2 separate regions of the Homo sapiens genome follow, and region 2 is linked to region 1. Evidence: chromatin contacts called from ENCODE Hi-C data. All regions are on one chromosome and are shown on one strand. The core of a region is the stretch at or near the end of the contact, and the rest is flanking DNA. Distances in the headings are between cores, read along the strand shown. Region 1 has its middle 80 kb from the start of PRKG1. Region 2 overlaps LOC105378305 (a long non-coding RNA gene).

The links. Hi-C counts contacts between places; a loop is a spot of excess contacts on that map. Pooled maps may share reads with other maps.
Region 2: a loop to region 1 is called in a pooled map, with 5 times the contacts of the local background. The contact joins two enhancer-like sites. A Hi-C loop is called at or near these places in 7 of 50 pooled maps.

What each region holds. Positions count from the first base shown.
Region 1 is chr10:50,992,648-50,996,172 of GRCh38, reverse strand. It overlaps a transcript of PRKG1 not described here. Among named protein-coding and RNA genes, the nearest start is that of PRKG1, 80 kb to the left of the region's middle. Within about 2 kb of position 1,677, at least 5 of the 41 ENCODE cell types and tissues checked have a DNase peak (open chromatin) inside an H3K27ac peak, as active enhancers do.
Region 2 is chr10:52,651,714-52,655,238 of GRCh38, reverse strand. The region is part of intron 1 of LOC105378305 (a long non-coding RNA gene); the gene reads left to right. Among named protein-coding and RNA genes, the nearest start is that of MBL2, 120 kb to the left of the region's middle. Within about 2 kb of position 1,563, at least 4 of the 41 ENCODE cell types and tissues checked have a DNase peak (open chromatin) inside an H3K27ac peak, as active enhancers do.

The DNA of each region.
Region 1 (3,525 bases), core at 428-2,927:
AGCTCAGCACAGCTCTAAGATTGCTAAGATTAGCTATCTCTATTATTGCTTTCATTGCTATTTTATAGCATTGTGTATTTTCCACATGATCAGTTAATAAATAATTGACTCTGGACCCAGAATTCAGCTAAGACCTACTCACTTCATTGACCTTGCTTATATAAGAAGTAGGCCAAACTCCTTGATTTCGTCCTAAGGTCAAATCAAATGTGAATTGGATCAGAGAGACAAAAGGTAATGAGTTTTCTGGGGCATCCATCCCAAGGCATCCATGCCCCAGTGAAAGGAAGTTCCAGTTCCAAATGATCAATTTACATTATCAAGAATCAAGCGATTCATGACAAGAATAACTCAAATGTGTCTGGAATACGTCTATTTTTATTCCTGTAACAGATTAATATTGATTCTAGCCTTTCCTTAAACTCATTAAAAAATTGTGTGCGGTTCCTGAGCATACACTGGCTAACTAGGCAGCCAAAATAAGGAGTTTGGGTGTATGCAAAAAGAGTAAGGGAAAGGATTAAGGATAATAGGTAATTCTTGATGTGGAGTATATTCATTAAGAAAATCAAGAGTTCACAGAGATCTATGTAAAACACTTGGAGTTCTTTGGCAGAAAAACAGTATTTAAAATATAAATGTAAAATATCATCACCATCATCCAAAACAGCTTGCAGTTTTCAAAGATAATCACTTGATCCCTACTGGACATTTCTTAAGGGATCTAAAAATGAGTACCGCAATAAGTCGGATATGTTCTTTTTAAACATGATCATCGTATTGTACACTTGATACTTATGCTGAGAGCTCAGATCTTCCTTTCCTAGTATAATTTTCATCTAAGCATTCCTTAGATACTTAGATCATTCTTAATGGAGATTGTGCATTATACCCTCTGTGGACACATAGAAATCTGGCTAATTGGACTGACTAGATTACAGTCGTTAATGAATTCCATTTCCTTCGTCTACGATACATGCTTAAGATATTTTTGTCACCTATTACGTAAATTTTTAAGATTGTAATCATTCATTGAAGCAGTGTTTATAGGCAAAAGTTTTTCATCACTCTTTTCAATAAATAAAATTCCTACAGAGTCATCCTTCAGTATCCATGGGCGATTGGTTCCAGGACCTCCGAGGATACCAAAATCCACAGATACTCAAGTCCTTTATATAAAATGGTGTAGTATTTGCATAAAACCTACACACATCCTTTCATACACTTTAACTCATCTCTAGATTACTTATAACACCTAATGCAATATAAATTATATGTAAATAGTTGTTATACTGTATTGTTTAGAAGAAAAGGCTATACATGTTTAGTCCAGGCACAATCATTCTTTTTTTTTTTTTTCCTGAATAGTTTTGATCCTCAGTTGGTTGAATCCATAGATGTGGAACCCATGGATAGAAGGGGCCGACTGCACTTTCAGGCTACATTTCTGTTCTTGTTGGTATAAAAACTGGGTATTTTGATAAAGTTTGAAATGAATCTGTAGCATGAATAGTTATCATTCAAATGCTACAGAAATCATAACTGAACACAAGCTTTGCAATAACGCATTCTGTTTCAGCCCCAGCATGCCCTTCAGAACGGCACAGCCTTTTACAAAAAACAGGTGAGGTGTACTCGGGAGGCTGAGGCAGGAGAATGGCGTGAACGCGGGAGGCGGAGCTTGCAGTGAGCCGGAGATCGCACCACTCCACTCCAGCCTGGGCGACAGAGCGAGACTCCGCCTCAAAAAAAAAAAAAAAAAAAAAAAAAATTACAGGTGAGGTGATGGAATATCTACTTGTCAAATCCTTATCTGAACATTTTTAAACAATTTTTATTTTAAAAGTATCTTGTTTCATATTAAATATTGTATCCCAGAAATCCTTTAATAAATTATTTCCTTTCTTGGCCAAAATAAGGTATCTAGCCAAGGACAATTTAGTACTGTCTCTTTAAGTGCCAAGAAGAGTACATAATTCTAATGTTTACTCTCCCCATATATTATACCTGTCAAAACTTTTTAAACTCTAATGAGTCAGCTTGCTGAAAATAAACTCCACACTTCTATTTGAAAGTATGAAACTAAACGCTGAGTGGGAAAAAGTTTACCCTCACTCCCAGTGTAAATCAGCACAGAGAGGAAGTAGAAAAGTACTCCAGCTATTTGCTATAGACACAAATATGCACTGACGGCTACTGCGCATGATCCACTCATGATGAATGTTCCTACCCCTAACATGAAAATGTTGGGAAAGGGAGGGGAAGAGAGAAGGACAGAAGAAGGATGATGTGTGCATACCCAAGATTAGCCATTTCCTCCCAGTACATACAAACAACAACAACAACAACAAAACACCTCCTTTCATTCTTAGAGATTTCTTGCCTCTTTGAGAGCAAATCCTGAATGACAGTGGACTCTGGGAAGGAGGGCTTTTCTCCTGTCCCCTCCATATCCTGGTGAAATCTCCTCCCTGCTGCAAAGCGGTGCTGTTACTGTTCGAGGGGCATAGCCCAGACACAGAAATCTGAAATTTCAAAAATGCGATAAAGCCCTAGCCCGGCAGCCCTGGGAGGCGAGCAGCTGCCGGGTGACCGCTGATGAAGTGGCTTCTTAAGGAGGTGGGCAGATTGATTCCAGCTGCTGAGCGCAGGGCAGGGCAGCCGCTCGGAATGCACAGCCCGGCTGAGACAAGACTCAGCAGCAGCTTCCCAGGCAAGGGCAAGGCCAAATATTAGGTCTGTTTGCAGTCCTGAGAAAAGGAAGGAAAATGCCACTGTTCCATCCAACAGGGACTTTCAAGGCAAGATGGGCCCAAAGGTGCCATGTACACAGTGTTAATTCGTAAGTGGAATGTCACTATGTCACTCAGGAAATCTGAAAGCTGTCTTCTGAGATGGCTGTTCAGAAGGTCCCACAATTCCTTAAGAGGAGTCCTTTCTGCCTGATTCCTGTTTTTCTCCCCACTCTGGCTCCCAGCTCCTGGTCTTCTTCTAATAACTCTGAACCGCTGCTCAGCCTCCCTGGCTCCCCATCCCATATAATCAATACACAAGAGGGACTCCAGAGGCAGACACGGAGGAGGTGCAGTGGGCCAGTGGCAGACACTAAGCGCCCTGGAGCTGACCTGGATGGGGACAGTGGAAAGGACATGCTCTTCAGAAGAGCTTGCCTCAAAAGTGAGAGAGCTAAACGGAGAGAGGGGGACTAGTTTAGGAGTCCCCTGAGGGCCCCAAACTCAGACAGCAAATGATCTAAGAAGAGGGAAAGATTAAGAGAGGTAGGCGGGCATGAAGGCACTCCTAATGGAATATTCAATATCCTGAGAAATGCATTTTCGGCCCTGCACTTCCAGGGACTAAAAGCCAGTAATGGCTTTGGAGTCTGCACTTCCTCTCCCTAATGTCCAGAGGCGCTTTAATGCTGCAGCCAATCGATCAGCCTTCTCCGGTGAAGGCGACGAGTGGAGTGCAAAAGCTTCCTACTTGTGGCCAAAATCCACCCAGCCTCCTCTGCACACCCCAAAG
Region 2 (3,525 bases), core at 314-2,813, 1.7 Mb before region 1:
AGAGTTCTTACCAACAGAGAGGCCCACCTATTAGTCTCTAAGGGTCCTTGAAATGTTACCCAAGTGGCTCAGGATTCTGCACTCCATTTTGAACAAAGGTCACAGTGGTGTTAGAAAGTCTGAGGGCAAACCTGCAATTCCCACTTACCAGTTTTGTAAGTGTGAGCAAATTATTGAGAGCCTCTAAGTTGCACTTTTCTTACCTATAAAATGAAGGCAGAATCCACCTTAGTTGAATAATGTAAAAATTAAAGATAATATATGAGCAGGGCCTAGCACTATGCTTGCTTGTAATAGTTATTCAATAAATGCTAGATGGATTAGAGGATCGTTTATTGAGGAGATATTTATTGCCAAAGTCAAACAAATAGGCAAATAGACAAACAATTTATATTATAGCTCAGAAGGTGGGTCTTCCCCAACACAAGGCAATGTAAGAAGCACCTACACTGTGTGAAGAACTAGATAGACCACAGGTGGCCTTCTCAATCATGATAGAGAACAAAGAAATGACTCTCTCCAGAAAGAAGACAATCTGCAATAAAATCTTAAATAGTCCCAATAACATTACAAGCAATTTGGACTTCTCTGTATGTCCAAATGCTCCTCTATATGTCCATGCTTTCATGATGTCTCTGAATATTTATCTTCCCTCTGGAGAAAAGACAACTCCAAATGACTTTATGCTGAGCTTGAAGCATCTGTGGTCAAATGGTGAACTGGCATCATTATTTCCATTTTACAGATAAACTTAAGAGAGTACTGAGAGATAAACCGAGAGTGTTGAAAGTTCAAGGGCCCTGCCACTATCTTACAGGAGCAAAACTAAAGAGAGAGTACCAAGAGATAAACTGAGAGGGTGCTGAGGGTCCAAGTGCCCTGCCAGTATTTCCCAGAAGTGAGGCTGGAAATGAAACGAAGTCTACACTGCTTTCTGCTAGGATGTGCTAGGTAAATGCTCTCCCTAACCTTAAATAGCATTTGTCTCTGTTATTAGCAGCTATTAGTGAAGACACTAACCTTAACCACATTTCCCTTGTCATTGTATTTGTTCATTTACCAAGAAATGATGTGATGGTATTATTATTATTATTATTATTATTATTATTATTATTATATTTTTTCTTTGCAACAAAGTTTTGCTCTTGTTGCCCAGGATGGAGTGCAATGGCGTGATCTCGGCTCACTGCAACTTCTGCCTCCTAGGTTCAAGTGATTCTCCTGCCTCAGCTTCCCAAGTAGCTGGGATTACAGGCACCTGCCACCACACCTGGCTAATTTTTGTATTTTTTTAGTAGAGACGGGATTTCACCATGTTGACCAGGCTGGTCTTGAACTCCAGACCTCAGGTGATCTACCCAAATTGGCCTCCCAAAGTGCTGGGATTACAGGCATAAGCCACCACACCAGCCGATGTGATGTTATTATTTCAGGCTCACATCAACGGTATTAGCACTGGATGTCACTGTTGTTCCATGCAAACAGAACACAAGTGTGCCTCTTCCCTCGTGAATTTCAGAAATGACCCAGTTACTTAGGGAACAGCTCATCATGTACTTTGGCAGAACCACACAGTACTCCCCACCCAGCCTGGCATTGGCATTGCTATTTTCAGATTCTAAATCTAATCTATTCCAAGAGCAAGAGTCCAGGGAAAAGGCCATTAAATGTCTGAGGCACAGAGTCTATACAACATCTGACACTGAAATTACTAGAAAGGTCTATTTGCGAGCAAAAATTTCTGCCCTTGCTATATATTTTATTTTTGAAAAAACCTTAATACTTTAAATGCAAATATGAATCGAATGAATTTCATCATTATCCCATGAAGAGTTCCAGAAGGATTTCTTTGGTGAATGAAACACAAATATTAACTATTGCTTCTTCTCCCACTCACTTCATAATCATGTAACAGCCAGTTATCAAGGCTACAAAAGGTCTGAGTCTGACCTTCTAACCTGCTCTTGGACATAAGCAAGCACAGCAGGCAATGTATTTCAAGGCAATTACAGGCATAACTCGAGTATTTATAGGATACAACATTGTAATAGAACTATCTTTTTGGTATTTCCGAGGTAACACTTAAATCCTGCAACAGTGGTGGCCCATCAGTGGTGGGAAAAGACCAGTTCCTCCTGAGGGTGGAAAATAATCTTGTAGTTCAAGTTAGTGAAGGATGGGCATTTCTTCTTCCATTATATTCAAAGTGGAATGAGTGTGCTGCAGCTTTTTTTTTTTTTTTTTTCATGATTTCCTCATGATAATGTTGCGGTTACTTTAGCAGGGGGTGGAAAACTGATAAGTGTAATTGCTGTAATCACAGGATGTATAGGATGTAAATATTTGCAGGGCAATTAAAAACTATTTGCCTCTTTAGCTTCTTAAAATAAGAGGTACATCTGAGCAGCAAACAAGTGGAGAGTTTAAGAAAACAAGCAGAAAAGATTTTTAAGTGGCAAGAATATGAGATGATTTATCGAGCATTCATTTTGTGGTTTGGTCAGATACGAACGTTGGGGGAAAAGAGCAAAATATTGTGGATCAGGAAAATTGTGTCATCAAATAACTAAAAATAAATCTCAGAAGAACACCCCAGGGTTATAAATGATCACAGTGTGTGGCATTGTCAATTATCCTCTCAAGCTGGCACATTGTTTAGGAGGATGTCTAACTGCCAAGTTGTTATTGTAACAAGCCAACGGGCTTGCCTCATTCATTAAATACATGGAGGATGGTAGTCAAAATAAACCATGCCAGTTGACCACCATCCAAAGTGGCAGTTTTTCTTTGAGAATAAGGTTTTCTTTTTCACTCTTGCCTGATTCATATGTAAATACTTCCTATTTCTCCTAATGTTTCAAGAAACATTTTGATTGTATTTGACTCATATCTGCTAAATTTCTGTACATATTATTATCTTTACTACCAGTAGGGATAGTGAAAAAAGTAAATTCTACATTGTGTTGATGAGAGAGTTTGTATAAGGTAGGAAAGAAGGGGGTTGAACAGCATACAGATACTTCTACAGCCAGGTTAACATTTACACACGCCAATTAAGTTGTACAAAAATAGTAATTTGTTATGTTCTATAATTGACCTTATTTTGCCCTCCATCATGCTGATTAAAAAAAAAAAAATCCCAAACAAACAACCCTAAAACCTGATGAACAGTAACTCTGTCTCTTGTGGTTTTAAAGGCTCTCAGGTTAAAACACTCTTTTTTTTTTTTTGAGACAGAGTCTCAACTGTGTCACCCAGGCTGGAGTGCAGTGGCACGATCTCAGCTCACTGCAACCTCCACTTCCCAGGTTCAAGCAATTCTCCTGCCTCAGCCTTCTGAGTAGCTGGGACTACAGGCATGCACCACCATGCCTGGGTAGTATTTTTTTTTTTTTGTATTTTTAGGAGAGATGGGGTTTCACCATGTTGGCCAGGCTGGTCTTGAATTCCTGACCTCGTGATTCGCCCACCTCGGCCTCCCAAAGTGCTGGGATTACAGGCGTGAGCCACCGTGCCCGGACAAAA